Regions from separate parts of the Mus musculus genome. Here region 2 is linked to region 1. The links are chromatin loops, found by intact Hi-C in ENCODE. Cell type or tissue: heart. All regions are shown on one strand. Links, peaks and the distances in the headings refer to the core of each region. The heading gives the core; the rest is flanking DNA. Region 1 has its middle 30 kb from the start of Gm22312. Region 2 holds the start of Gm15737 (predicted gene 15737).

Region 1 (16,654 bases), core at 4,040-12,039:
GCATCATGTTGATAACAATGATAATCTACCATTTGTTAAGAGCTGTGTGTCCAACAGAGGCCAAACGCAATGCATGTTGCCACACAATTGGGGCAAAGACACATGGCTGGAATGTTTGTGATCAATACCTTCATTTCCCCTGTAACCTCCTCCTAGCCTGCTGCCCCACTCATTAGTCCTCCACCCCTACTCCAACCCTCCAAGTTAGGGGCCGAGTGCCAGCAGGATGCCTTCTTTATTTCCAGATTGGCTTCCTCATCTCGGTTACTCATTAGAAAATTCTAGACCTTTTGTCTCATGGTGATGTTCTATGAAAGTGTCTTTTATTCATTCATTTATTCATTCATCCATCCATCCATCCATCCACCCATCCATGTAAACATAAAGTCAAGACTCAAACCCATCACCACCAACAGCAGACTCTTCAATCTTTGCTTCCCTAGACTCAGCACCCACAGCTTTGATTAAACAGCATGGGTTCAAATCTCAAGCTTCCCATTTGTGACCTTTAGAAAGAACTCAGGGCTTGCACACCCATGCCCTTTGCAGACATGGGTTTTTGGATGAAAAGTGTCTACAGGCTTAATGTGAGGGCTCACTGAGTGTGACAGTGCAGCAAAGCTCATGCACAAAGCCCAGCATAAGGGCAACTAGTAAACAGTAACACATAACCCACACTCAGACCTGACTAATAAACCAGGTTTCTCGGAGAAAGATGTTCGTGTTAATTGCCTTATTTGGAAAGTGCTTGAAAATAAATGGCCTCAAGGGAGCTTCTTGAAAAGTATTTAAATCCAAAGTTTCAGTTAGCATCAATTTGTCCTCAATCATCCCAAATCACCATTTTATGAAGTGCTAATGAGGGGCCTTCTGTTGTAAGAAGCAAGCATATGCACTTGCGTGTTCTCTCTGGCTTGCCTGCCCCTCTGTCTCTCTAAGGAATAATTTCCTGGCTTCCTTGATTCCTTCCAATAATAAGATCTGCAATGGAACTCAATGCTACTACATAACATTCAAATATGTGACATAACATTATATAAAAGAAACTCTGAGAGTCCATCCCACTTTGTAGATGTCAATTTTCTTTGTGTGCATGGCCAAGCAGAATTCTTACTCCAGTATAGCTTCCAGTGTAGCAATTCTAAGGCAGAGTCAGAAGCTTCACATCTAAGAATCTACTCCATCATGGGATGCTCCTGGTCTATGGACACCATAGAGTAGCACAGAGTTATCCCTGGATGTCTCAGTTGACTGGGAGATTTAAGATGCTGCCCTCACCCAAGAGTCTGATTTTACTGAAGAAGAGAGTAGCTGCAATTGAATGCTTATATTGTTAGCAGGTGTACAATAAGGTGACAGTGGTATTACTTTTATTCAAGTGTTTATAGATCATAACTACAGGACATGTGCTATAACTCCAAACACAAGAGGAAAGGCATTGGTGCAAAATATCCCTAAAATCTCTCTCAAGCGGATGAAATCCTCACTCTACAACCATCACCGGCAACCATCAGCAACTGAGTGTTAACTATGTCCAAAGGGTTGTCCTAGAACTTTTCTCTAGGACAGCACTCTGAAGTAGGCATCGCCCACTATACCCATCAACTGCTGACACTCAAAATATTTTAAGTAGTTGTCTGAACAAACACTAATAGTGAGAGGCAAAGCTGTGGTTTGAAACTTTGTCTGATGGGAAAGCGTGTGGTGTGTGTGTGTGTGTGTGTGTGTGTGTGTGTGTGTGTGTGTGTTTTACCATCTTTACTTAATACATTGTACACCATATATACATATACATGTATAGGTATGATTTTACCTGAAATATGTTATATTTGTACAATCATTACCACGGTGAAAAAGTTGCTGTACCTCCTAAAGAAATTCCTATGACATCTCTCCCCTGCAGTCTCTGTCCCATGCCCAGGCAACCACTTGTCTTTCTGTCATAATACCTTACTTTGCATTTCCTAGAGTTTTATGTGAACAAAAATCACATTTTGATATCCATTCTTGTATTTTTTCAGTGGTTCATTCCTTTTTATTGTTGAGTAATATTCCATTGTGTGGCCATAGCTCATTTTTATCCATTTACTTGCTAATAAACATTTGGATTCTTTCTCTTGGACATAGCAGAGATAAAGGTATTGTAAGTGTTCTAATGTCTTTCCGTGGACATATGGTTCCACTCCTCCTGAATAAATGTGAATAAATGCCTAGGAGTAAAATGGCTGAGTCATTCAGTAACTACATTAAATTTAATTGCCAACTGTTCTCCAGTGTGGCTGTACAATGATATACTCCCTCCACAACTGTACGAGAACTCCAGATGTTGCACCGCATTGCCAGTACTTGGTAAGGGTCGGTCTTTTTAATTTAAGTATGGCATTGAATAGTGAGGTCTTGTTGCAGGTTTAATCTGCATCTCCTCATTAACTAATGCTGGTGAGGATACACTCATGGATTCATTTGAAATGCAAACCTGCACATTGAGTGCAAGACATAATAGTCTTAAATGAGTGCAATGCGATTTGTCTTTACTAGGGAAAAAAATCATGGCATGCCCCAAATTTTCAACATAGTAATATCCACTTTTGTTATAATATTAACAAAGTGTGTTGCAAAACAACAAATGTCAGCATGCATTTTTAATTTGAAACTTTTATATGGTCATAGAAAAGTTAAAATAATATCCAAAGACAACTAGAATTCCCAATTAGTAAAAAGAACACTGAGAGCTTGTGAAGTTTGTAGCACGTACTTCACCAGTTGAAGATGTATTTACACACGGAGCTCTGTGGTGTGGGGTGGTAGAGTATGTGTGGTGTGGTATATGTGATGTGTGTGGTGTGTGTGCTGTGCTGTGCTGTGGTGTATGCGGTGTGCTGTGTGTGGTGTGGTATGTGGTGTGTATGTGGTGTGCTGTGTGTGGTGTGTATGGTGTGGTATATGTGGTGTGGTGTCTGTTTGTGTATGTGGTGTGCTGTACTGTGGCATGGTATGCTATCATGTGGTGTGGAGGAGTATAATGTGGTATGATGCGAATGGTGTGGGTGTGGTGTGGTGTGGTGTGGTATGGTGTGGTGTGGTGTGGTGTAGTGTGCTGTGCTGTGCTGTGGCATGGTGAGGCGTGGTGTACTTTGGTGTGCTGTGGTGTAGTGTGGTATGGTGTATGTGTGGTGTGCTATGCCGTGGTGGTGTGGAGTGGTGTGGTGTATGTGTCCCTTGGTAGGAATTTATTATTCGTGTATAAGTTCTGCCTCCCCTCTTAGCCTTAGCAAATCCTTCTTGGCTCCATCATAGTCATAGACACCAGGCAATTGTAGCCAGTGACACAGTGTGGCAACAGTCAGTTGGGAGAAGTTGGTCTAGACCTCACTTACAATGCTCTTGTTGGATTTCCAAAAATTTAAAGCCAAGGGTATTGAAATACCCTCAGAGATTACATCGGCTGCTTGGTCATTTCTATGTCAAAATACTTGTCCCAAAAGATAAAGCACGGAAGAGATTGTGGAGTTCAGTTTCACTTGACTTTGGTTCCTTAGGAGCAGCTCTGGCCTTAGAAGAGACCCCGAGGTAGAGTCAGAATAGCCCCAGGGAGGGTATCCTCTTCAGAAGTTTCTGTGCGACCATGACAGCTTCCACCAGCCAGACCCCAGCTCCTAAAGTCTCCTTGAGCTTTGAAATAATGCCATAAAGTGGGGACCAAACATTCAAAACATGAACCTGTAGAGTTAACACATCACAGCACACAAGTTGTCCTCCAAAGACAGGCAGGGACCCGCTAGAATGCACATCCAAATGAAAACCCTCCACTAGGCTACAATGTAATTTCCTGACTTCACCTCTCAGTTGCCCTCTGCCTGCATCCAGTACTTTCTGCACTGCTGTATGGTTCTCATGCTGCCCCAATCATTTACATCCTGGATGTCACTTGGCCCTGCACCCCTTCTAAATCCTCAGGCAGCAGCATCAAACCTAAATTGCACCTGAGGCAAGAGAGGCTGACAACTTGAGGTGGGTTTTCTCGTTCATGTCGCTGTGTCTGGTGACATCAAGACTGAGGTCACATCTTCCGAGTCCCAGTTGCATCTTTTTTATTTCCTCCATCACATGACTTCCTGGCATTATTACTAAGAATAACCATTCTGGAGAGCATGCAAACCTGGAACTTTTAAAATAGCTCTTCTCATGATCAAACAACCAAATGTTTTCCGCCCATTTCATTTCCACTAATGCAAAGCAGACTTTGTGCCCTTTCCCCTGTAACTCATGTTTATTTTTCTTTAGTTGTCTCCCTGCCCTCCTCAATAGGAAACACCAAGCTCTTGGTCCTTAGATGGGATGACACAATCCACTGCCACCCACCATACGGCTACTCTCCATTACACAGAAACCCCGACCCCTGCTTCTTTCATTCTCTCTCGGAACACTGTGGTGTCCTCCAACTCTATCAGCTTTTGGTACCCTCAGTGCATCTGAGAGCATCTCTGTACTACATGGCCTTCCCTAGTAGAACATTTCTTAGCATTCTCTAAAAACAGTTACCACAAAACAGAGGCAGCTGTCACGGCATGAGCCTTTGTTTCCCACCAGACACTCTGTTGAGGACCCAGAGCCTGCCTGGTCTCTGTGCCACATGCCTGCAGGGCAGAGACCATTGTCCCAATTTGGAGACAGCATGATGGGTTTAGAGGGTGTAAATAACTTCCCTAATACCACACAGCTACTAGTCAGGGGAGCCGGGACTCAAATTAGACTCTTTTGGGCGCCATTAGCTCATCGTTTAAGCATTATTCCAACACCACCTCAGAGAAATCATTCCTAGTTTTCCAAGCCATAGAAATAGCTTCTTTCTCTGAAATACTTCATCCTTTTCTTGTTATACCTTTCCTGTCATACTTAGCACTCCCAACTTTATATTATCTATATGTATATGTGTGAGAAACATAAATGGTTATTTTTATTATAAACTAAAAGATTGTATGTTCTCTTTAATGGCAATATTTCTGCCCTGTGATCCTTGGATCTCATAGAGCTCAGTGTCCTGCCTTACTGATAGTAAGCTTCTAGGAAGACCCTGTATGTGTTGGTTTGCTTTTCGTTGTTTATTTCTGACCCCCAGGTAGATGAATAGATGGGTGGATTCAGAAATGCTTTCAACTGCCTGCCCCCCCCCATTTTTTTCTCTAGAACGTGTGCCTGTCTCCACAACCACCTATTATTCTCCAAGTGGTCAAGCATGCCGCATCCACTCTGATCCACAGTCACCTGGGAAAGATGAGTTTCTAATCACTGTGGTATAAAAATTTATCTAGAAGGAGTAGGGAAACCAAGGAAATATGTTCCCTAAAAGAGGACAGAAGTCTGTCCTCCCAGAGACACAGCTAGAGACAAGCAGGTCTTACTGCTAGCGTGGCCTGTCTGGGATAATATGATTCTAAAGTAAACTGAGTTTAATTTTTCAGCCATATTCCCACCACCACCACCATTTCAAAGGATCAGTTAAAGCATGGCCAACATTAAGCACAATGTGCTCAGCCTTTTAAAATATCTGTGCTGTTAAACAGTATTGGGGAAATCATTCTTTTCTTTCCTGGTCACCAGAAACAGATCCTATAATAATGTTAGAGAAGAAGCAAGAACATTGTAAAACCTTAGGGTATATCGTGTTAGCTATTTCCTGTGATTTGATGGGGAAGGAGAGAGGTTGGTGCACTGCAAAGTCCATTAGCGCCCATCATATGTAACTATGAAACTACAAGGCAAATAAAATATCTGCTTTACAGAAATTCCCAAGGAGAAAGCCATAATGGAGCAGTGAATTCACTGTTGATGCCAAGCAGAAAAGCCAGTGCCTTAGTGGGCACCCCTCATGCCACTCCACACCCTTGGTTTGTGCCAGCTCCACAAGCATGACCTGGAGTGGCTCTAATGGGCTACTCTTGAAATTCTTTGAAGTAGAAGTGACCTCTCCAAGAACATAGATACTTTTAAAAGTCTCCTTAAAGTGAAGTCTCCTGGAGTCCCAACTCAACCTAGTCAAAAGATCCTGTAAGAACACAGAAGAGGAGGAAGAGGGCAGGATGGATAGGGCTGTTGTGTTTAGAAGGATGAGCTCAGAGCTTTTGATCAATAGAGGCTCTATGCTGCCCAAAGCTGAGAGATCCTCCTCTGCCTTCCACATCACATCACTAGGCTTTCCACACATCCTTCAACAGCTCTTTGTGGAATTTTGGGCACTTCTAACTAAAGCAAACACTTGAAATTCTCTGTGCCTCAGTTTCCCCATGTACAAGTCAGAAGAAAGAGTGTTTAGAACTATTAGGTTAGATGCGACAATGGTGTGTGGCGCTTGGTAAGACTCTGCACCTTGTAAAGAGCCCAACAACTATTTCTTGGTTGTGAGTTATATATCTTCCTTGGAAATCATATCCTTATGAATATTGGTTGACCTTTTCCTTCATAACTCATCATGATCTCAAGTTATCAGTTTCTAGCCTCTTTAATTCAAGGATATTTAACTCTGCTCAGGCACTGTCCTCATTTATTAGTGACAATAATAGAGGACACAGAGTCCTTGTCCTTTATAGACAATACACACAATGTAATCAGTCAAAAAATAATGTTAAGGCTGTGACACTACAAAGAAAGGACTGCATCAGCCTGGGTTAGGCAGCCCCAATTCAGGTGACATTTGAATGACATCCTTTCCCAAGACCCCACTTCAACCTAAATGAAAAACAAATAGCATTCCACTCATGTCAGGAGACTAAAGCAAGATCCCCCAGCTGGGCTTAAGTGCTTTGAGAATTGTCCTGAAAAGAAGAACAGGAGGAGGAGGAGAGGTGAAGCCTAGGCCTGGATTCCAGGGCTTGTCAAAAAGATGCTTCCATGTATACTGGGGAGATATTTGTACTCAATGCCACAAAGGTGGAGCTTCTGTTCCAACGCTATCACTGATGCTTAGATAATAAAGTGTCCTGTGTCAGTCTCTCTGTATTTGAAGTCTGAATTTATTGCTTCAGTAAAACCTGTTCAGAGCCATAATGCATCTTGATTTGCCTTGTATAGACTTGGTTTGTGCCTGCTGTCTCTGAGCAATTATTACCAGCATTACCTTTCGATTTTAAAGGAAATCTAGTTTGAATAATTAGCTATACTTATAGAGGTACCAAAGTTTCAGCAAACCTTTCTGAACTTGTGTTTAGGTGTATTTTCAGGGATAAAATATTTTAAAAGTATAAAAAACTTTGGGTGTAGAGCCAAGTGGTAGAGTGTTTGCCTAACACATATAAGGCCCCAAGCTGAATCCGCCACACTGGAGAAAAAAATAAAGAAGAAGCATCATTAAAGATGCTGAACCTGAATTCCGCTCGTGTCGAGATTAATTCATATGATAATCCAGTTGTTTGTTATCATTTACCAAAATGAAATTGTATGTTAAACTTATAGCAAACTATTTTACACATGCACACGTGTGTGTGTGTGTGTGTGTGTGTGTGTGTGTGTGTGTGTGTTTATATATTTACAGTGTAGCTCTGTTTTTTTTTTCTTTCTACAGATAAATGAACTCATGGAAGCTACATGGTGAGGGTTCATCGGTCAACAGATAGACATACACTAGAAGCAGCCAAAACAATGAGCAGGCATTTCTAGGTTCAGAGTAATTCATGATACTTGGAGTCTGTGATGGTTAAACTTGATTTTCAGCCTGATAGGTCAGAATAAACTAAGAAGCACTCCTCTAGGAAGGGCTATGAGGGTACTTTCAGGGAGCGTTGACTGGAGGGAGAAGACCATCCTCCAATGTCCTGTCCCAGCAGGGAACTCAGACACAAGTAAAGAGGTCCAAGGAAAAAGTATTGTTGATTGACGGCCTGCCCTCACTCACTGCTGAGTCCAGTGGCTGCTGCTGCTACTACTGCTGTCACCACAGCTGTCATCCTTGGCTGACATCAGACTTCAGCTTCTTTGGCTTTCCAACATGGACTGATGACAAGTGACTTGGCATGAACCTTCCACGCCTTCAGAGTTAGGTGGAGACTGCTAAGGCATCCACTATCATAAACTGAGCAACTATCGGGTTCTCAGCTTCTCCAGTGTATCTTAAGAAATAATCTTTTCTCCAGCAGCCATAGGCCTGGTATTTAAAATAAATAAAAAAAAAATCCAAGCTCTTGATGCCTGATTGGCTAGTGTACAACACAAGTTTAACTCCCTGCCTTGAAAGGTGTCAGCAGCTAAAGTGAGCACACTGATTGGAAAAGAGCAGAACTTGGGATGGAGACATGTGGGAGGACCCTGATGAAGCCAAGAACATTGAACTCTCATATTCTGACAAGTTTGTTTTGCTCAAGTAAGTACTAGCAAATGTGTCCCCACCCACACTTCCTGAAGTATTGCCCGCTCCACATTTGCTGAAGGAATTAATTCTGCATTGTCTGTGGAAACAGTAATATCCTTCCCTGAAAGAGATGCCAAGGAAGATAATTCCAATGTCTCCCACTTACCCCTCACCTTTGTCCCTAGTCCTATTGTCAGACTCAGAGTGTTAGCAGGACCCTAGAGATTAAGTACACAATGTGTCTTGTGATGTGATGCACTACACTCCTAAAGAACTTGAATTTTTTAAGTTATAGGAACTGTGTGGTAATAGATTCTAAGCATATCGGGTAATTGTGGAAAGAACATAAAACTGACTCCATCTGAACGTGTAGAGACTCGTTGATCAGAAATTATGGGTTAAATGCTACACTTTGTACAGTTTTAAAGGGTGCTAACATCCGTCGACATAACAACACAATAGAGAACATCTCACAAGGCCCCACCTTTAGATGAAGAGCTACCTGCAATCAATGGCTGCTAAGAGAGAAAGACAAAGTCTCCCCTAGGGACAAGCTCCCAGATGGTTATTCAATCCAAGTGGTCAGCCCTAAACACTTGTAACAACCATTAAATGGGCTCAGTAGGTCTTATGTTGGGAGGGGTCAGTTATAGAAGAAAAGGTCATGAACCTGAGAGGGAATGTGGGGAACATGGGAGGAGTTGAAGGGCAGAGGGGGAGGGGTAGAAATAATGTAAATATAGCACATCCATATATGAAGACAAAAGAAATTTAAAACAGAACGTAGTGCTCTTCTGTGAGGCTTGCAGTAATGTCTTTTAATACAGGTACTTGCAAAAAATTTTCTTTTGAGTGCAAATAGGCTTTTAGTTGGCTGATGTATAGGTCAAAAGATAGCCTACACTGAATGAATTAAAAAATGCTTGATATCCCTTGGCTTTGAGTTGATGGTGGGATTCAAAGGCTCTGGGGAAGTGGAATGCTCAGGGAGATTTGCTATTTAAAACTAATCCTCCTCCATAAGAGAGTCCAAAGAACATGCCCTTCACCAATGCTGTAAGGAGCAGATTTGTGAGAGAGCCACCAGAGACTTGGAGAGCTCAGACCTTACCACGGAAGGGGTGACAGCTCAGTTACTTGCATACAGTGGGTCCACAGATATACAGAGTATCAAGGGCCAAATAGCAACAGGGAACTGCCGAAGGCAAGGTGTACTTACTGTAGTGGATGGCACAAACAAGGCAAAACCCATGGGTCAGACTCCTACAGGCTCATAGCACTGGCTAATCACTCATGGTGTTTGCAGAAGTGGAGGAAGTCTATTCAGTTCGTGATAAATCTATATAAGCAGAAATATTCAAATTAACCAAAGGAAACATTCGTGGAATTCACTGGTCTTACTATGTTCCCTGTCATCCTGAAGCAGCTAACTTGTTAGAAGAGTCAAATAACTTACAAAGACACAGTTATAACAACACCTAGGTAGTAATAGTCTGGAGGCCTGTGACTGGGCACTCCAAGTTAACCGTGTCTGAATCAGCAGCCTTTATATGGTTTCTCTCTCTCTCTCTCTCTCTCTCTCTCTCTCTCTCTCTCTCTCTCTCTCTCTCTCTCTCTCTCTCTCCCTGCCAAGATTCATGGATTCGGGAATCAAAACAAACAAATGGAGCACCTAGCAGCACTCCTTATTACCCACTAACAACATTTTTGTTTCCTGTCCCTTTAATTGTATGTTCCATTCATCTAGAAATCTTAGTTCTTGAGAAGGTGGACACTTCTGCCTTGAGGCACAACAAACATTCCATTGAGTAAAAGTTAAGACTTCTCCATGGCCACGTTGTGCTCTTAAGTCAACACACTAAGCAAGAAGTCACAACTTCAGCAGAGATGAGTAGTCCAGACTGGCAGTGTAAAATTAGACTGTTTCTCTACAGGTACATCTTGAGAGCAGGAGACACTCTAGGGCATCAGTTCTCAACCTTTTGGAATCAAATGACTCTTTTACAGAGGTTACCTAAGACCATCAGAAAACATAGATATTTACATTATGATGCTTAACGGTAGCAAAATTACAGTTCTGAAGTAGCACAAAAATAACTTTATGATTGTGGGTCACCACAACATGAGGAACTGGATAAAGGGTTGTAGCATTAAGAAGGTTGAAAACCACTGCTTTAGGGCATCTCTTGGTGCTGGCATGGCCTGGTATTCAAGTCAATGGGATGTACCAATCCAGGCAGGATGACGAATGGCTCAAACCCATTTGGAATGAAGGTGCTGGTCACCTCTCCAGGTAAAGAACAAAGAGAGCCAAGGTGCTTGTTGAGGAAACACATGAGTAGTAGATAAAGATAGCAATAAACACAGCTCTAGGCCATGCGACCTGTTACAGAGACCATGATTGCAGTCATCACATGTTTCTGTTCTACTTTGTTAAGAAAATGCTTACTCAGGGCTGGAGAGGTGGCTCAGTGGTCAAGAGCACTGACTGCTCCTCCAGAGGTCCTGAATTCAATTCCCAGCAACCCTCAGTAATGGGATCTGATGCCTTCTTCTGGTGTGTCTGAAGAGAGCAGCAGTGTACTCATATACATAAAATAAATAAATCTCTTAAAAAAGAATATGCTTACTCATATATACACATATATTGAGTAGATATTTTTGTTTTCTTTCCTCTTCCATTCCCCTTCTATGTTATAGCATCAACTGAGATGATATCAGGAGTTCTGTTTTGTTAACTGTATTATCATATCTAAGTATGGGACATTAAAAAAAAAACTAAACATTTTTCAGGTAACTTTGCCATCTGTTCTGGTGGCGATGATTTAGCATAGTTCAGCTGTATGTTGGATACGTATATCATTTTAGGTAGAATGATACCTTTGTTATTCTCTTCATTTGGAAATAAGCATAACTTAAGGAGATGTGATTGAGTGTCAAGTTGACAACGGGTGGACATACGATAGTAGGTCTTGTCAGGTTGACAGAATCTCGAGTCCATTAAGGGACATGCCCCTTGGAGAGCTCCCCAGGAATTTTCCAACCCTCAAGCATTGAAACAATTAGGACATCCAGATTTTTGAGAAGTTAGTGAGTTCTCAGACACTCTAGCATGTACACAGCCATTGTCAGCCTACTGAACCCTTTTAATGCATAGCATTCCAGGAAATCCTCTTTTCTAACCTCTACCCACTCTATCAGTTCTGCTCCTGCAGAAAGCCCTGCCTAATATGGTGTCTTAGCATGAACACTTGAATACACACACCTTCAGCTTCCCAGATGCTCAAGGGCAGCCCTGAAGCCCTGAGATGCCAAGCTGGATGCTGCTGCTTCTCATCTCAACCACCCATTCTTAGCATTTTTTTCATCCTGTGCCATTTGTTTAGATGGATAGTGAATTTTAAGTAAGACATCTAAAGTCCAAAGGTGATTTAAATGTGTTCTAGAGCAGTCATGGTCTGCAGAATCCCTGGTCTGGTTCGGGTATAAAGAACTGGTTTCCTACCCAGAAGAGATCACAGTTCCTTTGTTAATGTCATGATCAATACTATTGAGCCCTGGAGATGGGCTCCATCCCCTCCTTCTCTGCCTGTTCACATTCTCATCACCGCTAGAAGTCTCATATCCAAGGTTATGATGAATCCAGTCCCTTCAGGCTTCTACCACTAATCACATCTTCATAAAGTTTAATTTAACGTAACACTGCCCTCTTGTGCCTCAGCACACAAGGGGCCTCTGTGGGGGAAAGGTTTACTTTTAATTAAAAGTGAAACATACCTTTGGCACCTCAGTAAACTCTGTGTTGTTGGAGGATATTTCTAGCTTAACTCCCCCTCCTGTCCTATAGCTCACTCCTTTATTCCATTGGTTTTCACAACTGATAATTGCTGGCCATGGAAACCAGCTACACGGGCCGACTTAAACATAAACCCACATGTGATTATTTTAAAGTAGCATATGGACGGAAATAGCAAACAATGAATCCAGGCTGCCCAGGAATGATGACTGCAAGAGAAACTGAGTAAGAAACCAGGAAATGAAAAGAAGGTTATTAAATAGACTTGCCACAGCTGGCTTAGCGATTCCAATAGACTGGTTAACGGGAAAAGCAATCAGTCCCGAGCCCCGTAATTACTTTTCTGCTGAGTTCCAGTTCCATAGCTCCGTGTTTGCAGAGTGTAATTAGGAGCTCCGGTCACAACCTAAAACTAAACCCAATAAGAGCGACCAGACTTTTTAGAACAGCGGCATGCTCAAGAAACCTCTGAACAGTGTGTCTCCTAAAACTGATTGTCAGTAATCCTTGGTTTTATTTTTAAAAACATCTTTTTCATAAGGAAGAGGGCAGGACTTAACTTCAAAACAGGTACAAACCGCCGTATTTTGAGCCTAACTCCTGGCTCAGAAATGGAGCCAGTATTTTTCTCTTGATTAGCCACAACACAGCACTGGAGTGGGAAATGCCTAGACAACCGATTCAGCAAACTTTGATGTCACTGAGGCAGAAAGGATGCAGGCAAGCCAACCTCTAAGTTAACATAATAAAAACCTAACCCAGGTGTCTGCAGGCTACTATCTCAGTCTTCCAGAGACAGAGCTGCGGGAGACTCTGCCTTCTCACCCTCTAGACCCAGCATCCACCTCTGGGGTTATCTTAGAGATGACTGTTTTGGCCAGCAACAGATGCCTGAAGATTAGGCAGATAGGCATCTGGGGAAGGAGGGTGGCTATAAAAATGTTCATGAGGCAGACATAGTGACACAGGCCAGTAAGCCCAGCACTTGGGAGGTGGGGACTGAAGATAACAAGTTCAAGGCAAGAATGGTTTGCAAGGTGAAAACCTGTCTCAAACAACAGCAAACTGTCCCTGGTTTCTACCCACCCCCTTCTTGCTCTCATCTCTCAGGCCTCCCTTTGTTTACTGGTGAGTTTCCACTGTTGCCCTGTTGCCAGACCAGTCCAGACCACCTGGACCAGAATCTCTGCTTTTCTTTGCTAGGATTAGAAACCCAGATTCACCTAAGACTTTGGAAATGCCAGTTATCCTAAACTACCAGACCTTGTGCTAAACCAGGTCCGATGAGTGCATCAGACACACTAGCTTGCTGGCTGCTCATCAGTCATGGAGAGTGGGGGTGGGGGAAACTTTGTGGAAATCCACAGCCCTGTAAAGGTACAGGTCTTTTAAAAATGAAAACAAAACCAGCGGAGTGAAAAAGAGGCTTTATGGTAGTTTTTATCTTTAATTTTGTGTGTGTGTGTGTGTATACCTTTGTGTGTGTGTCCATTTGGGGGGATTCATGTGTGTGTGTGTGTGTGTGTGTGTGTGCACTAAAGGTTGATGGCAGGTGTCTTCTTTGATAACTCTTTACTTAGTAAGACAGGGTCTCCAGGTGAACCCAGAGCTTATCCACTTAGCTAGCCTAACCTCAGGTTGCTGTGCGTATCCCTGTCTCAGTATTCAACCCAGTGAGTGCTGAGGTTCTGAACTTCAGTCCTTAATGTTTCCAGGGGAACACAGGGAGCACTCTGTGAAGCCATCTCTCCACTCCCATCTTTTGCCCACATTCTCTCTGTATTTCCTTATTGTCCCTACTCTAAGAAAGAAGGGAGGGGGAGGGAGGGAGTTAATGGTAGATAGACTGATTAGATAAATAGATAGATAGATAGATAGATAGATAGATAGATAGATAGGTAGGTAGATAGATAGATAGATAGATAGATAGATAGATAGATAGATAAGATAGATAAGATAGATAGAATGAATGTGTGGGTGGATGAAACTAAGGGACAGTAAGACTTTTGAGCTAAACACCACACAGAAATATTACTTAAATAAAATCCTTGGAGTTGTTTAAAATAACTTTAGTTAAACACGCAACAGACATCAAGCATTTCAAAAGTAAGGCTCTTCCTCCTAAGGCCACTGCTTTGACTTTAGCCACACTCATGAGGTGTGTGAGGCTGCGCTCTGCGGTTCTGTGTGTGTTCTTCTCTTTCAACCACCTTTCTGCCCTTCCCAAAGCTCATCAGGTGCTGTCAGAGACAATGATAACGGAAAACCAAGACAGGTGGACGTTATTAAGCATTTTCTACTCTTCAAGGACTCTTTTGCTTTTATACCCCATAAGCTGCAAAATAACATGAATGTATGTTACATATGGGGAAACTGAGGCTAAAGCAGTCCTCAGCTCAAGATCAAGCAGCTAGGAAGGAGCTAGGAACATCGAACCCTGGAATGTCCCACTCTAAAGGTCATGCTCTTGGCCTTTGTGGCCCAACACCTGCTGGATAATATGTTCTGATCACCCTTGAAAACCCTTGGGCAATCATTTGGGTATACGTTAGCTCCTTCCCAGCTGGTTGGGCATCTGGGATCTTCTCCATGGAAACCTCCACAGCAGAAACATCTCTGAAGGTCTTAAGGATGAAACTCCCATTCTGTTTGGCCAACCTGCTTTCCTAACCTCTGGTACCCTTGCCCTCCTGGGCAGCCTTGCCTTGAATTTCTTCATTTGTCTTATCATTTTAGTTTGCAGAGGGAAGAGGCCAATGCATGTTTTGCAGTTATCAAGGTGTGGATTCATTGAATAATCCAAAGAATCCAGCAATGACCCTCTGATACAGCCAGGAAGTATTCCCTACCTGGCCCCCATGTTGTAATCTCTGGAAGGATAATGCTTTGAGGAAGAGACCAAGAAGCCCTTGACTATCTTCCCTAGCAGTTCTATGGTCACTCAGATGCCCTCTGCAAAGTAAGACTATAATTCACATATTTAACCAGCTGTCTCCCAATGATCAGTGCTGCTTCTCCAGTTCTATGTTCTATTTCTTTGCCATCTTTTGCTGGTGGGGGGGAGGGAGAGAGAAGGAGAAGAGGAGGAGGAGGATGAGGAGGAGGGGGGGGAGGAGAAGAAGAAGAAGAAGAAGAAGAAGAAGAAGAAGAAGAAGAAGAAGAAGAAGAAGAAGAAGAAGAAGAAGCCGCCTCTGAGAATGAAAAGGATATTTTTCAAGTTCAATGGACAAGAAAGCTGTCATATGAGAACCCCTTCCATTTTACCAAACCTTCTTCCTCCCTCCCTCCCCCTGCCCTGAGAGAAGCCAAATGATTTTCCTGATTGCCATCAGTCCCTGCCCCACCCATCACTGGCAGCATCCCTGTCTCTTGCATCTTGGTAGAATCGTGGTGCTTTTCAGAGATTCTCCTGGCCTGTGTGTTTCAAAGACCTTTTTCCTTACTGCTAGCTCCAGGTTGAGATTAATTATCAGAAAATAATCTCATTTCTCTTGGAGATTGATACAGGAAAAGAAGGTGACCTTATTTTGTTCAGTGACTGATGACAGAAAGTGTGTTATGGGCACTTTGGCGAGAGTTTCCATGATTGTGAGAAATAGAAAAGATATGGTTTCTTTGCTTCTCTGAGCCATGTGGCTAGATGTGATCCCACCACTTCAGCCATCTTGATATAAGAAGAAAAAGAAAGACTTTAGGATGACAGCACAGAAGAGTGGGAAGAACTCGTGGGAAGAGCCATAATAGAATTCACAAAACCCATTGTAGATCCCTCCTAAGAGACCAAAGCCCCAGCTAACAGCATCCCTGAGTTTAGGAAGAGCCCTCAAATTGAACACCAACCACTGGATTATGGATGAAAGTGGTGTTTATAGCTCCAAAACCAGACCTGCAAGATCACATCAGTTCTCCACACCCCTTCTCTTCCTCCTTCTGCAGGCTAAGCCACATTAGCTATAAGGCCACAACTTAAAAGAAGCCAAGGTCCTTGAATGTAGTTGAGGGCCACAGTTGCCTGGATTGATAACATGAATGAGCAGCTATGCTGTGCTGTGTGATGTCACTGAGGTCTTGGGCTAGCTAGTTATAGCCTATAGGTACAACGTATACCACAATCAAATTCCACAAGACTGGATCAACCAACCTTGATGCCTTCCCATGTGTAGACTTTACAATGAGAAAATACGACCTTATTCTTTAAATCCACTGGGAAAAGATACTTGTTGCTGTTACTTTCCCTACCACATCCTTGCAGAATCATTCATCTCTCTACAGCCAGTTTCTTTTACAAACAAATCCAACAAAATGATAGCAGAAGCCTGTTCGGGACCCACACTGTTGAAGAAAGTAGCCATTAGAAATGGGAAAGTTTAGCCCTCCCTGGAGGCAATTTGCATTTGAACCCTGACGTGTACTTTCCACCTACTGTCAGCAAGAGCCACCTGCTTATTTCTGCTTCTTCAGTGATTCTGCTCCTTGCTAGCCCCTTCCTCCCAAGGCAACTCCTACGATAGGTTCAA
Region 2 (16,654 bases), core at 3,682-11,681, 660 kb before region 1:
TTGTGTAGCGTGAATGAAGCCAGCCACAGAGGATGTGTGTTACACGCAACTGCCCATGCTTATGAAAAGTCCAGCTTATGCAAATCCACAGACCCCAAATACAAACTGGGAGGTTGCCAGAGGCTAACAAAGAGGGGGATGGCAAATAATTGCTGAATGCATATAGGGTTTCTTTTGGGGTGCTGGAAATGGTTTGAAAGTAGATGGAGGTCATAAAACATGAATACAGTGAATAATACCTATTTGTTTAAGATAGTCAATTTTATGTCCTGTGTTTCTATTCAATCAAAAATACAGGCAGAATACAATTCCAATGCAAAGCTTAAAAATGTTTTTGGTTTTTTGGGGTTTTTTTTTTCTGTGCTCTGTCAGCAGTATGTTTGATTTTTTTTCCTCTTTGCTAACACATATTTTGTAAATTCTTTCTAATACCTTAGATATGAGTGTTTGCCTAAGGTGCATGATCAGTTAGAGAAAGGCCAGATTCCTTGTAAGAGAGATGGGCAAGAGATGGATGAGAAATTGGTCTGAGTTGTAGTAGATATGCAGTCACTTCCTGAGAGTGAGCCCAAGGTATGTGAACAGCCTCTCATTACTCAGGCAATGCTATAGCTATTTGGACCAATAAGAAACACTGTTTGAAAGGATAAAGGGACTTTCTTTCTTTAGACATGATTTGCCACTGGACTGGAGTATCTCTGGAGCAGAAGATTCTAGCAGAAAAGTGTCAGTATGGGGGTCTGAAAATGGCTCAGTGGGTAAAGGTGCTTGCTTCCAAAATAAAGACTCAACTTGAGTCCTTAGGACCCAGATGGTGGAGGGAGGAACCAGCTCTGTAAGCTGTCTTTTAGCCTCCACATGTACCCGACAGACAGCTCTCTAGCTCTCTCTCTCTCTCTCTCTCTCTCTCTCTCTCTCTCCTCTCTAACACTCCCCCCATACACTAAGTGTTAAAAAAATGTAAGACAAATTTTAAAGACAGTATCAGTAAGGATGAGGAAGGCCGAGACATAGTTACAAAGCTGCCTGTGTATTGCATGCAAGTTTAGAAATGGAGACAGAGGCTAAGGAACAGGAGTGGCCATGGCTGGTCAGGGTGGGGGGGGGGGGGTGGGGGGGGCAGAGGGAGTCATTCTTCAACAGATTGCATAAGTGACAGCAGACAGCTGTTCCACTTCTACTGGGAACTCGGAGTGCTGCTTAAATAGTACACAGCACTCTCCTGCTTCTATATTAGGAAAGACTAGATTCCAAGAGCAAACTGGGCCCAGGGGACGTGCACTCTCTCTTTTTGAAATGGTAGATGTGGAACCCATTACACACAAGAAGACTAGGAAAAGATTCTCAACCCGATGATTAGGATGCTGGACCCCTTTGATCTGACTACATTTGAAGAATCTCACTTATTTATGAGAGGTGAGTCTTGGATTCCTCCCGAAATATCCCTCCCAAAGCACAGCCCAGACATTCTGGTCCAATTCCACTGGCAGGCAGAATCACATACCCACAGAGGCTCACCCCGGGGAGAATTACATCTGCCAGATGCCACGTCTGTTGTGAATTTGTTTAAATACTTGTGTGCAGTTTAAAACAGGGTGAAAACCTGCACATGGAGTTGTAACTGGAGTAATCAGCTCCAGCAGGGCAAGGTAACTCTGGAAGGGATGCAGGACAGCAAGCCACTGAGTCCCATGTGCTGGATCTGGAGCTGCTCAAGCACAGTGCAGGCCAAGTCACAACATCACGGGCGGCAGCGGCGGCGGTGGCAGCTGCAGCAGTAAAACCCCACCACTGGAATGCCCCTCTCCAGATAAGGGGGGAAAGAATGCAGTTAAGAATCTTATCATTCAAAATACCTGTCCCCAGGGACCCGCCTGCCAAGCTGCACACTCTGGCTGCTGACACGTCTGCATGGGCTCCGGCTTGGCCTCAGGGTCACACATTCTATCGCTTAATCGATCTTCGCCAAACTGACACCAGACCTGGCGGTGCTTATGCCCTTTCCCACAGGTGACCAAGCACTGGAATGAAAAGCAGAGGCCATCAGGGTTGCTTGTGATCAATGTGCTGGAGCCCGTGGGGGCTGTTCTCGAATGAGAGCAGGTGGCCTCTTCCCACCTCTGGCCCCTCCCCACTACTGAACAGCAATGAGCAAACACCCACTGCTCTCCGCTTCCTTTCATCCTGTTCTCGTTCTCCTTTCCCTCTTTCTTTTTATCCTGGCACAGCCTCCTGAAGCCCAGGCTGGCCTCCAGTTCCCCATGAGGTTGAGGGTCACTGAAGATTCTGATCCTCTCGCCTCTACTTCCCACCTCCTGTCATTGTAGTGGTGCCCACTAAGTCTGGGCTACACGCTGTTGGGGTTCCAACCTAGGGCTTTGTGCGTGTGAGGTAAATGCTCCTCCAACTGAGCCACATCCTCAACCCCCTTTCTGGGTTCTTACTCGTTTTCATTATGAAATTCTCATGAGTATTTATCACTATGCTTCTCATCCATATTTGCTCCCACTAGCTGCTCCTGCCCCATTCCTTCCACTCTTTCCCCCATCTCCTTCTTTTCTTTTTCCAGAATCTTTTTTCTTATTCCCTTTGTATTATGGCCAGATTCAAACACAGAAAAGCAGAGTACCATGCTCTGAGAAACAAACAGAAGTCAGGATTTTCCATTACAGAGGTTCAGTGTGAAGAATTAAAAGTCCGACCAACTTGACACCTCTATAACCAAGTCACAGTGTCTCTGTGCCTCAATATTCACATCTATAAAATGGGGGTAACAATAATTCTGACTCAGAGAAACTAAAGTGTCTAGCACGTACAGTATTCATGTATGACATTCTCAAAAAGAAAAGTATGTCAAATATAATTATCATTATTATTTGGGCTCACTTTGGAAAAATTAAAAAATGCCTAAAAAGTACAAAAGACAAAGTAAAATAATTGAATGTTTTCTTCAATTCTTTACTCTTTCCATTCCAGTCTTTTTATCCAAGGTTACTAAGTGTTAACGAAGTGTTGGAACAGTTAGGCTGTATGTTCAGTATTTATTCAAACACACGTTTAGTCAGGGTTTGCTATAAAAGTTTCCTCTCCTTTACTTTTTATTTTTTTAGAAGAGGGTCTCATGAGTCTCAGGCTAAGCCTTAAGTTCACTATAGTACACACAGCCAAGGGTGGTCTTGAATTCCTGATCTCCCAAGAGTAGGAATAAAGATATATACCACCACACCTGGCTTCATGAACAACTGGACACTAAAGTATTAGCTATCTAAGTATAATGTAAACCTGCTATCTTCAATCATATTTTAAAAAAAAAAATCAAGGATTTAGTGCTTAATCTACTGGGAAAGCGCCAAGTTTGTTGATCACGTGACCACAAATCAGCCATAGGTAAGGACATGTGTCGATACTTGACCATTCCAGCAGCATTAGGGGTATTTTGTTCAGATCTGACACCTGAAATACACAGTTTACATTGCACTCACATTGGGGGGAGATAAGGGTATGTGTGCGTGTGTGTGTGTGTAGGAGCTGTGGTTGTAGCAACTTTGCTTCCCCACATTTCTGACCTGTCCAGTTAATAAGGGATGTCTATTCCCCAACCACCTGCATCCGCTGAAGGAGGTGAAGTGAGGAGCCGTCTTGCTGAGATTCTCACTGGGCTGTAACAATGTTGGGCTACATTAACAGACAAGATGCCTACTGTATCCCAAGATCCAGATACGGGGCACAGATGGGGTTGCCTTGAGCTTCATAAAGCAAGGGATGAGAAGTTATTATTCTCAAACACTCAGCCTGGGCTTCCCCCTAACCAAGCGCTCCCATGTGACTGGATGTGTAAGCCAGGTGGTCTAATCTCTTATTTCAAAGACGAGGAAGATGGGAATCCTCTTTGTTGGATTCATGTCTAAACTATTTTAACCTCACACTTCATTAAGCCTCAATTTCCAGCCAACGATTTACAGCTCAAAGTGGGGGAGGGGGAGAACCACTCCGTTAAAGTCAGCAGCAGAAGCTACTGGGCTGTAAGATCCAGCCAACTCCTAGTGACTCTGAGGCCCTAGGCAGACTAAAGGGTTTCAGTAGTAATGGAAATGGAGAATCAAATGGGAGTGAGATGGAAGAACCATACAGTAGTCTACACCTCCGCCCGACGCTGGGGAATCCAGAGTCATCTGAGTTGAGCTAGGATCCAGGGCTTCCTTTTCTCACCTCTGACCAGTCTCCTGTTTTCCAATGGGGACAGGAGAACTCATTGCAGCTCTGTACTACGACTTTCTCCTGGTGTGTGCATTTGCTGTCATCCAGGACATCATTGCGGGTGTTGACACAAATTGCTCTTCTTCTCTGGGTACCACCATCACAGCTTCTAGAACACTATGATCATTAAAAATAAAAAATAAAAGAAAATAAGGCATTTCTGAATTCTTTACAAAGACTGCTTAAAATCAAAGCTATGTTGTTTCTTTCAGCCCTTAAGAAATAAATGTCCTACCATACCCAAGTCTAGTTTTTTCTTCATGTTATATTCAAGTCAGACATTACAAATTAACCTGGGGAGCCTTCCTTTCAGAGCTTGACTTAAAAGGCATCGTAAATCAATTGCAGATCTCTCTCTATGCAGTTTAAATGGGTTTCTTAACACAGTCCCAGAAGGAGCTATGATCACTCATCAGACTTGGTATTCAGGACTCTCAGATGAGAACCAACTTACTTCGGTCCAGGCTGAATAGCGCCATCCACCTGTGCTGCACTCTCCTGAGCATTTCTCCTGGTTACTCGGTCTGGGTTGACTGCTACAGAAACTGTCATCCACCTTCTCCGTCTTCCCGTCCATCCTGCTGTATTTGGCACAGTGGATGTCTAAAGTACGGTAGCCCAAACCACACTGGGCACTGCATTCGCTCTTGCTGGCAACGTGCCACCTAGACATAAATAATGGTGGAAAACCAACATTTGTGTTAAACACAAGTGTCACATCCAACTAGTAAGAAAGCTGAGTTCGTTCTTTCTTCATTCAAATATGATGACAGCTCAAAGTCACAGCCAGTTACAATCCAAGTTCAGACCAAGGTATCCGTGTGATTTTCATGGCTGTCAATGTACGTGGAAGTCACAGAACCACAGCCAGAGATGCTACGTCTGTGAAGAATCTCTTGGTACAGCTAGTCTGAAATTCAAGCAGCAGAAAGGAAAACAAACAAACAAACAAACAAACTGGAACTCAGCAAAGCAAGGACAGCAATTTTTATATGAAGTATTTCACTTGGCTCTTGGGAAACTCATCTGTGGAATGCTTCTTTTTGTCTGTCCGTGCTTGTAAATACTCAGCGACTATTCTGATAATAATAATGCAGGAATGAATAATATGGGGAATAATTAAAAATTTTCAAGTGTACGTGCTATACACTAGGAGCGTTATTATTTATTATTATTATTATTATTATTATTATTATTGTTTTGTAATAAACACTAAATTTGGGGGGATTGGCCATCAGCTCAGCTTCAGGATCAATAAGAGACCCTGTCTCAAAGGAATAAAGCAGAGAGTGATGAAAGCAGGTGCACACCCTTGCACATGTGTGTATACACTACACACACACACACACACACATACGGCTGGAAATGTTTTTGTTTGTTTGTTTGTTTGCTTGCTTTTTAGTATAGAATAGAGTTTATTCAGGGCATGGGGAGGGGAGTTAAGAGAGTAGTAGAGGCAGAGAAAGGCAGAGAGAGGGAGAGAGTAGAGAAATGGGGGTCAGTCATGACCACATGAAGAGAGAGGCAAAGATGCAAAAGCTGGACACAATATCTGGAACAGCAGATATTGTGTGTGTGTGTGTGTGTGTGTGTGTGTGTGAGTGTGTATATGACTGATATGACTGTGTGTCTGAACATGTATGTCAGTGTGTTTGTGTTTATATGTATGAACCTGTGTATCTGTGTGTATGCATGTGTGTACGTGTGCATGGGTACATGTGGAAGCCACTAAAGGTATTGTTTCTCTGGTTCCTTCTACTTATTGTTTTAATCACAGTGTGTGTGTGTGTGTGTGTGTGTGTGTGTGTGTGTGTATACCAGGTATAGAGGTTACAGTACAATCCTCACCTTCCACCATGTAGTTCCAAGGACCCGACTCAGGTCATGAAGTTTGGGACATGTGTCTTTATGCTCTGAACTATTTTACTAGTCTTACCTTATTTTCTGAGACAGGCACTGTCACTGAGACCTGTCCTGTCACTGGAAACTCAGACTTTGCTAGGCTGGTTGGCCAAGAACCTTCCTCTGCCCAGTGGGTTCCACTATATCCCCAGCTACACCATTGCACTTGACATTTTAAAAGTGGGCTCAGGGCCCCGTGCTTGCAGAAGCACTTTACAACTGAACTGTCTCCCAAACCCTCATTATACACTTTTAAAATTAGATTTGAATCCATCAGACTTTGCCACCTTTACATCCCTGATATTATTCATAACGAAGCCTTCTGACACACATCAGGTGCACAGTATATACTAATGACTACTCTTATTTTCTATAACACAACAGGAACAGAGTGCTTGAATTTAAAACATAAGCAAAAAATGTTTAATTCACAGTTTTTAAAATCAGGATTTTGAAATGTATGTGGAAATCTAGAAAAAGATAATTTTCTTCTAACCTCCAGGGGATCTTCTCTCCCATTATTAATTCCCTTCATCTCAGCCACTGGGAGGTGTGCCACTTCTCAATGTCCTAATGTTCACTCATACACACCTGTCTAGGGGAGGAGTTGGGAAAAAAGAGGAACTCAAGCCAACACGCTTATCAAGGAATTTCTAAGTAATGTCCAAAAGTAGGTCAGAGTTGACCACTGGCAAGGAAAGTGGGCTGTGATTTTCCATTACACTGAAATAGCGTCAGGGAGATTTTGTTCTAACACAGTAAACGAGGACTTATAAACTCATCCTTTATCTCATCCTGTCACAGGCCAGTTGGGGCAAACTGTCACTTCCTACAGGAAGTGAGGCAAAAAAAAAAAAAAAGGTGAACTCGTTCTACAGTGGCATCTGGAACTTCCATCTGCACTTTGATTTTTGGCTACCTTCTCAGGCCTCCGTGGTCACTTCCCTGGGGGAAGGCTATTTACCATCTGGAGAAAGGAGGGAGATGTCTTGACAAGAAAGCACTTTGCAGTTCAGCTGCCAAAGTCACTTCCCTGTCATCGCATAAGACCCAGGGGCCAAGCAGAGATCCCCAAGAAGAATCTATAAAAATAATCAAACTCTAAATTAAATCTAGTTTGCTCTATATTCTTTCTGGACCGTGACCTGTTCTTCAGTACAGTGTGTTCATAGTTCACTTTGTGGGAAATAAAATGCTATTATTATATTTCATTATTATATTTCAGGAAAGTATTTGCTAGTCAGGTGTATGTGTGTATCTCAGTACTTAGGAGGTGGGAGCTAGAGAGATGAGGGTGCTTAAAACCAGCTTGAGATACATAGAGAGCTCCTGCCTCAGAAATCTGAGGACTGGGGAAATACTTCAATGGTAGAGCCCTTGCCCAGTAGGCAAAAAGAGCTGTGTTCAGCCACCAACACTGAAAAAGTAAAATAAAATCTGTGTTTTAATATGCTAATAAGTAAGAACAAGATAAATACGTAACATGTGTGTAGGAGTAGATAATGGGGGCTGGATTAAATGATTTTGAGAACTACCAGAAGAAATGGACTTCTATACTGTAGGTCTTTGAAGCTTCACAATGTTTACCAGTATCATGAGCCTCCATATGAGGAAGACGATGTTTTGGAGGGCTTCTCAAATACACAGGTTAAGAGTTGCTTCGTCTGACTGGTGGTCCCATGAACATGCCTGGGAGAAACTACGTTGGAGTGTGACCAACCAGTAACCATTCCCTCTCTGTTCGCTCAGTTGTGCTCACAGCTGATTGGCCAGATTTCAGCATGAGTCTTGATTAGACGGACTGTCAGGTGGACAAAAGGGACAGTACATCTTCCATAGGCTTGGTTTGTGTCTCCGCATATTTTAGCAGGGACCTTTAATTTCCCCAACAGTCAGAAAAAAGCCAGCAGTGAGCCAGTCGTGAGATCACCTGAGCACTGACTGAAAGCCACAGTTGTTCGCTGACTTTTAGGCACAAGCACACGTCTGCCCCTTTGTGTGGTTCTAAAGCTAACCCTGAACTCTTTCTGCCCTCAGTGTTTGACTTCCTCCACACTCAGATCTGCTACCTCTATGAGGAGGCAGGGATGAAGAAGCCCCCTCTCCTTCTTATCTACAATCACAACTGCTTTGGCCACTCAGCTCTGTGCTTCCGGCTCTTGTCCCCACTTGGCCTCCGGCAGAGTTTCCACACCAAAAAAAAAAGTGTTTAAAAGTTGATTCTAAATGGGTAAATGGGGAATATAGAGAATAATAACACATTGACCTTGCTATTGATCAGAATAGAAAATTCAGGCTGAAGTTTTATCTGGTATTATGACAAGAATATAAACAAAAATCAGTCTGTACTATTTAATCAGCAAATGTTGGGTATGAATGGAAGCTCTCATGCTTATGAGCAGAGAGCCTGAGTCGATCACTAGGTGGGGGGGATCAGGTGGAACAAGGTGGGGAGAGTAGCGTCTAACACCTGTGAAGGATACACAATAAATTAGCCATTATTATTATTATGACTATGCCATCCTTGGCATTTGAGTCTCCAAGAAACTTCTATTTTTGCCTCCTTCTCTTAATTTTCTGCAGAGCTGAAGAGCAGACCCCAGCCCTCATCCGTGCTTGTTCAGGCTGCAGCCTAGGCCTTTGGTTTTTGAGAGACAGGGTCTTACAGTTTAGCTTAGGCGAGTTTCAGACTCTCCATCTTCCTGCCCCTATTTCCCTACTTCCCTCACAGAGTTTCAGCTCACTTTAAAAATCAGCCAATGAGAAGGCAGCACCCTTGCGATAGTCTGTGCAGCCCAATGTAACACTCTTCCGAGCTGAGTCTACCTTTCCTGCACTGACTTTTAAGATCTGTGTGAATATTATGCTCCATGGTGTCTACTGCAGGAGAAACCAGAGCCATCGCATGCTGAGTTGTGACTCATCTTAAGATTGCTTAAAGAGACAAGTATTTGGTTCTTGAAGTAACAGTGCAGACATTACCTCCTCTTTAAAAAGGCTATTTGCTGGATAAGCTTGGAATAGGATTATTGAATACCATTTGGTTGATTTCACACATTCTGTTTCTTGAGATGCTTCGTACAGACTCACACTCATTGCCACTGTAAGAGTAGGAGGTTTCATGTTCAAGGTAGCAGACCTACAGACACTGCATGTGCCATTCAGGATGTGACTAGCCCCAGTCTGAGTCAGACAGTGGAGTCCCAGTGTGGATGAACAGATGAGGCAGGACACACACTGGGAGAGATTAATTCCTCATATATGGCATGGCAGAATGGGGTGCATGTCTATCATCCTACAGCATTAACAAAGTAGGAATAGAGGCAGCTTTGTTCCGGAACTGAAGTACACAGCCTCTCCCATTGGATGGGCCACATTTAAGCCTCGGCTGTTACGCCATCCAGTGTGATCTGAAGCAATCTGCATAGCAGCAGTCAGGGTTAATATTTTGATATATAAAATAATGATAAAATCTATGCTGTGGTTGTTGTGGTTTGAATAAGAATGGCCCCCATTGGCTCATCTATTTGAATGTCATCAGGGAGCAGCATTATTTGAGAAGGATCAGGAGGTGTGGCCTTGTTTGAGTTGAGTGTGGCCTTTTTGGAAGAAGTGTGTCACTGGGATGCTCAAAAAGTCATGTCAGCCCCACCGCCACACACATACACCTAAAGATCAGAATATAGCTCTTAGCACTATGCCTATCTACCTACCTACAGCCATGCTTCCTGCTGTGATGATAATGGACTAAGCCTCTGAAACTGTAAGCAAGGGCCAATTAAATGCTTTCTTTTATAAGAGTTGCCTTGGTCATGGTGTCTCTTCATAGCAATAGCACAATGACTAAGACAATAGAAGTAGTAGTAACTGAAAAAAGTATAGGTTTATTAATTGTATTAATAGAATCATAAAACCCATCCTATTACTCTGGGGATATTATATATAGCTGTTAAAAATAGTTCTCAGCTTAGTGAGACCCTATCTTAAAATGTAGAAAGAAAGTTGGGGTTAACTCAAAGGCAGAACACTTGCCTAACATGTATAATTCTCTAGGTCCCAAGTCCACTTCTGTGAAAGCAACAACAACAACAAACACAACAGACAAACACAAACCCAGATCTTAAAGGTGGCCTATTCCACCATATTTACTTGCAGAATGGTAGATGTCACGATGGCTGGATTTAAGGCGATCCGAGAATGCAATCTTACTCAGCTTGTTAACCTTGCATCTCAAGGAAGTTGTGCAAGAATTCAGTGACTCTTCAACTTAATTTCCCATGAAAGGACTCCTTAATTCTACCTTAACTAGTGTAACTCAATTGACTGAAGCAAATAGATTTATATGGACACTATCTAAAATAAAGTAGTACTGCCAAACGTTTCCTTTCCTTTCCTTTTCTTTTAACTAACTTTTTAACATCTTACTTTGACAGTGACTTCTGTCCATATGTTTTGAGAAGCCACAGAGCAACCCATTTAGTGATAACAGCCTCAGAAAATGTGTGGTAGAGTGGAAAGTGCCTGGTTTTGAAGTCAGAGCCTCAGGTCAGGACTGGAAGATCTATGATGCACATGTCACTGCTGGCCCTCTGACTCCTAGGACAGAACACTATTAATTGATCGTGGCACTTTCTTCTCTCGGACACACAAGAGGACCTTATAATCTGCACTCCTACACCAGGCAGCTAACACTGCGAAGACCTGGCATGGCGATGTGGAACTTCAAAGTGCTTTACTCCGCTTCTTGTGAATGGAGAGACCTTATCACACTCCAGTGCTAGTCTATGCCAATAGTCTCCCACAGTAATTGCAGACTTGGCATGCAGGTTGTACAATACAGCCCTCATGATGTTGGATGTTTATACACAGTCAACCTCCCAGGCAATAGAAACACTCTAGAATTTTCCACCCTCTCAATATTTCTTCCATCAGATACCATACCTTTCTTAAACACAGAATTCCGTGAATACCTAGCCAGTCATATTTAGATTTTTTCTCATTCCCTCCATGCCTCTACATTAATGCATAATATTCTCTCTCTATGGCTGTGTCTGTCTCTCTGTCTCTGTGTCTGTCTCTCTGCCTCTCTGTTTCTGCCTCTCTCTGTCTCTGCCTCTCTTTCTGCCCCCCCTCTTTGTCCCCCCCTCTCTCTGTGTCTCCTTCTCTGTCTCTCTCAGTCTGTCTGTCTCTCTGTCTGATTTGTGCATGTGTTTATGTGTTTTATATATGTAGACACTGAAACTTTCATGCACAAAAGAATTCTGCACAGTGTCTGCTCTGGATGGGAAGGGAACACCATGGGTATTCCCTTACATAAAGTCTGACTCGATGGTAAGGCCAAAACCTAATCACTGGGTTGTGAAGATCAAGTTGTTTTTGTACCAGTGCTCTGCTCTGTTAACTATTTTTAATTCTTAGGAGAACAAGAAATCCAGAGTGATGGATCTCGGCTAAACAGTTTCAGAACTGGCTGGAGCTTGTGTGAGGAAAACACTGGCAAGGCTAGGAAAAGACTGGCAACTCTTGTCTCCATCGCATCCCCCACAGAATCTCCCCTCAAGCCCACTGACTCCGGAAGAAAGATACAAGGAAAACAGAGGCCGCACCTCAAGTCACAGTCTGTGCCGCACGCTTCAGTGACAGGTCCTGGCTGGGGCAGCCGGTCACATCTTTGATCAGAAACGGTTAGCTGATCAGACTCCCTGGTGCAAACAAGTTTTCGTCTCCGCTCCCCTAAGCAAAGAGTAGGCACATTATTGCTGAGGAAATAACCTGCTCTAAATTACCAAGATCAAGGACTGACTCTCCCACACTTACTAGCAAAGGCTAGGCAGTATTTTCAATCGAGTTGGCCGTATGATCTCTGCCACACTTAACTCAACCAGGACAGGACAAAACCAGCTGGCCATAGACAGACTGCTAACAACTCGGAGTATCCCGGCTTTAATAAAACTGTATTAATAAAAAGAGGGTGGGGCTGAATTTGACCCTGCTGCTATAGTTTGCTGACGTTAATTTAACAAAAAGAAACAAAACTAATAAAAATTATGACCCGTAAAGCCACATGATAGAAAATTAAAGTGGCAGTATTGATTCTGCGTGGCTTCACACATACACTCAAACTTCTTAGAAGAAAATGCAGTGTGACCTGACATGACCTGAATCTTATAAAATTCAACTTGACAACAGAAACAACCAGAAAGGTCTGAGTAAAAGAAGTGAGAAGATGCATGCAGCTAGAAAGGTTTTTGGATTGTATATACATAGCTGTTCTTAAAAAAAAATCAGTAAACAAGTAGATAAATGAAACAGAGCCCCTCATGCCTACGCCTCCCCCCTCCCCATCCTCAAACCCATAGAAGCTGGAAACCCTTGAGCATACCTTGGCAGGGCTTGCTGCATGCTTGCCACGGCCCGTGACTGTTCCAGTAAAATTGCTGAGGTTTGTCCTCAATGGGAATATTGAATGAGTACCGCACATCTGGGTTATACAGCTTTCCCACGGACAACACCTGCAATGTGTGGAGAGATTGGGAAGAAGTCTGCTGGCCTGCAGTGCTAAGAGGAGAGAGCCACTGGCCACCATCCCAGTGTTTACCTGAAGGAGAAGTTCTTCCTCGATACGGTCCGTACAGTTCAGTCTTTCCACCACATTGTCCGATCCGCTGTACTCAATGACGGCGCTCCCCACGCGGACCTCCCTTTTGGACATGGAGACAACAAAGTCTCCATTTAGCAGGAATTCACCTTTACTGTTTGATAAAGCTGTAGATGGGAAAAGGGAATTGGGTGAGGTGCTGCCAGTGACCAGCTGTGTTGAAAATAGTTAGATAGATAGATAGATAGATAGATAGATAGATAGATAGATAGATAAGAACAGCCTGATTGGCAGAGGCTGGCAGAAGAGAAGACTTCAGGCTTGTCAGCCAGGCCATGATTCCACAGTCTTGGTTTCCATGTGCTAGCTATGTGACCTTGGGCCATCAATCCTTCTTGGTCTCAGTTTCTTTATTTATAAATGGAGATAAAGAAAACCACCTACCTATGGTGGTTTCTATGTAAACTAAGAGAAATATTATATAGAAGTCCTCAGTATTCTGAAGTTAATTATACAACAGCAACAGTCGCAGGATTATAGACAGAGGCTGAGGTATTAAAATCTGATACACACATATGCCGCTGTGTGTATCAGACAACAGCAACAGCAACAGCAGAAAAGCATTGTATTTTAGTGGGCTAAATTCACTGTTTCTCACTCTGGTCTCAAACTTGCAGCACTGCCCCAGCCTCTGCCTCCTGAGTGGTGGGGTTCAGAGCAGTAGCCACAATGCCTGGGATAACCAGAGATTCTCTCTAAAATGACTACATTTCAGTTTGTCATTGAACTGAATCCTAAGAACGCAATACCTTCAAGCACCTGATTTGACTGGACAATTTATGTGAACATATCTCTGTGCATCACTCTACTTTCCACTCCAACAGCCAGTGCATGATCTAAATTAAAATGTAATTTGGTTAGGTATAACACAGGAGAGAGATACTTTCATGCTTTTTAGATTAACTTTCTAAAGATGGAAATCTCAGTGAGGGATAGCAAGGTGGCTCAGCAGGGAAAGAGACCCGCTGCCAAGCCTTACAAACTGAGTTCAGTCCCCAGGAGCCACATGGAAGGAGAGAACTTGTTCCCTCGAGTTGTCCTCTGACCTTCATATACATACAGTGGCACGTGCATGTCACTTAAATTAAATACATAAAATGTTAAAAAACATATGTAGCTTTTAAAACCTGGCGAGATCACTTTTCTTTAGCACTTGCCATACACTACCATGGCCTCATTTTAAGCCCGTCTTCTGCACCTGCAGCCCATTCCCACATGGCCAGCCACTCCACTCGTAAGAGGCAGCTTGCAGTGTACTGCATATCACACCTCTGTGAGGCTGCTCTGTGAATGCATGCCACACATTTGTAGATATGGACGTACAAATGAGAAAAGCACGATTTACCAACCAGTAAGTTCATTGACCAAGGCCAGATAGCTTCTGTCTCCACAGCTTGTGAGACACTCAAATTGCCCAAAGCAGAGAGCCAGCAAACATTTGTCAAGAAGGTAAATTCGCTCATTCATTCTTCCTCTTGTTTACAAATAGAACCAAGATACGCTCAGGCTAAGCTCTTTAACAGCTTGGTGTGTTTTGCTAAACTGCAGGAACCTTTTCGTACAGTTAAAACCACTTCACAGCTCACCTCTTTGAACCCTAAGACCCCAACCCTTAGTAGGCCAGTGAAAGATGCTGTTAAGAGTGACTGAAGCTGACACCCCTGAGAAGAGGATAAAACACTTCCATCCTGAGACTTATTTCCCTAGCTGGTGTGAACCTCAGAAAACCACATCTCACTCACTCTTGGCCCCAGAAGCTGGAGACCTGCCAGCTGAGTGAGATGCAGGGTTTCCAGTGGGTCACAGAGAAATGTGATTGTTCCCTTGGCGCCCTAGGGTGGTTCCAAAGTCAGATCACTTGTACATGATAGCATGATGTACTGACGATACCGTCATAAGTCATACACTAGCTACTCCAAACGGGAGAATGAAGTGCCCCATGCCAGAGTTATAAATTGAACATCAATCTGGCTTTGTTTTAAAGAACATGGTCTCTTCTGTGTTAATCCCCAAGTCTCTTCCTGTGGCTTCAGCTGCTTCTCTTGCTTCTAACAGAACTAGGGGAAGGCCGCTCCTCACTGCCTGTTTCTTATGCCAGTTAGTGGTGAGTGCACAGCCAGACAAGATCTCAAATAATGTAAAACCCTTCTCAAGATTTGCTCCTATAAATGGTATGTCCACAGACTTACACAAAGGTATCAATGAACTAAAACTCTAGTTTTCTCTTGTACTGCATGGATGAGTGATTTCCCACAGCCAGAATTAAATCCAGGGCTAAGCATCCCAGAGGCAAGTAAGTATCACAAAAATGGTTACATCTCCTGAAGAGAGAGGAACAAGGCAGGGGCAGTGCAACATGGTTTTAACCCAACAAGAGGGATCCGCTTGGAAGGTGACCTTTGACTGGCAGGCTTTCTGCTTCAGTACCTCAGAGAAACAAACTCTTTCCCCAAATCCAGAGTCCCCTGCTCCACCTCCTGCTAATGAGATTAGGGAAGCTAATTTCCTGAGTTGCTGCTCCTCCGCCATCAGAACTAGGCTGCTGCAGAGGTTCTACTAGAAAAGAATTCCTCCTCAAAACACACAGGGAAAGTGGGAGACTTGACCAGTCTTCACACAGCTATTGGGAATAAGGATGAAGGTTGCTTAGTAACAGAACGCAATGACTGAATTCAGCAGAACAGGGTGGTTGGCTGTAAAGTATCTAAAGGGATCTGCTAATACATAGCCCCTTGCTTCAAGCTAAGGGTGAATATGCACACACTCTAGCCTGGGTGACACCAGATCCTCCTTACGAACCAGAGCTTCTTAAAGAGCCATTGTGAGGCTCCCTCAGAGGTCTGTCTTCACACTCAGTGGGCTGTGACTTGCCATCAATGCTTGCACACTCCACATTTGCTTTCAGAGAGGCTTGCCTTGGGCGTAGCAGTGGCTTGCCCATACGGCCCGTTCCTGCTGACCCGTCCCCTTTAACTTTCTTCTCATTCTTTCACGGGGAGATTAAGAAATGCCCAGGAAAGAAAAAAAGATTGTCAGCAGGCTCTGCTCAACCGCCTCGCACGTGCTGGTTGCAATCAACAGAACCGAGGCGGACAGTACTTGGACAGAAGTTATTTTCCCAAGGAAAATAGAAGAGAACCTTCTTCCTTTGGAACAGAGGGACGAAAGGATTCAACATGGTTTTTGGCTCTCAAGAAATTAATTTATAAGGGACACTTCATGCCATGTTCTTTAACTTAATTAGGATGAACTCAGAACATAAAAACCACTACAAGCTCGGATTTATAACTAAGTATGTGGAGGAGGGAAATGCCTGACATATTTCATGCAGTTGTAGAATGGGAAATGTGGGATTCCCCAAAAGTAACTTGAAGGTGGTTTCCAGAAGCCTGTTAATTATCTTATTTTAATTCATGCATGTGTGTGTATCCATCCCTGTGCATATGCATGTTTATATGTCTGTCTGTGTCGCAGAACCTAAGGCCAAATAAATGTTCAATTGTAAACACATGGTTCATAATTGAGCTACAACCCAGTCCTGTTCATTTTCTTGTAAAGCTACCACTCAATTTAATATGTGGTGTTAAAAAGCAAATGCAGCTGTTTAGCAATTAATTCCAAATTAGGCTTTGTAGCCTTTTGAAGAAGGTGAACCTTTATCTCCAAGAGAATTCCATTTTCTATGAAGCACTAGCAATGGCTGTTTAGCAATCCAGCAAGTGTTTACTCAAGGTTTCTCATATGTGCGTTGCATCAAGAGCTAAAGATGCTGGCAACAGCCCTGACCTTGAACTACTGTGATTGTGTGGATGAATAAGTAACAAGTCCTATCTCCAT

The links. A loop is a pair of places that touch in the nucleus more often than their neighbours do. Peaks named below come from ENCODE experiments on the same cell type or tissue, not always from the same donor. Only the 100,000 strongest peaks of a DNase experiment are listed, where the experiment ranks them.
Region 2: a loop joins it to region 1, with 8 times the contacts of the local background. A loop is called at or near these places in 4 of 42 quality-filtered maps.

The regions. Positions count from the first base shown.
Region 1 is chr6:93,531,410-93,548,063 of GRCm38, forward strand. No RefSeq gene overlaps it. Among named protein-coding and RNA genes, the nearest start is that of Gm22312, 30 kb to the left of the region's middle. In heart, for the core only: no CTCF peak of the experiment used is centred there; a DNase peak (open chromatin) is centred at 8,372.
Region 2 is chr6:92,868,079-92,884,732 of GRCm38, forward strand. Adamts9 (a disintegrin-like and metallopeptidase (reprolysin type) with thrombospondin type 1 motif, 9) reads right to left here. Exons shown (of 40, transcript NM_175314.4): 17 at 12,758-12,924; 18 at 12,542-12,671; 19 at 11,766-11,892; 20 at 4,712-4,922; 21 at 4,210-4,374; 22 at 1,857-2,021. It overlaps Gm15737 (predicted gene 15737), which reads left to right and starts at 1,279. Exons shown (of 2, transcript NR_169058.1): 1 at 1,279-1,416; 2 at 11,578-16,348. In heart, for the core only: a CTCF peak has its summit at 6,701; a DNase peak (open chromatin) is centred at 7,043; H3K27ac peaks cover 840 bases.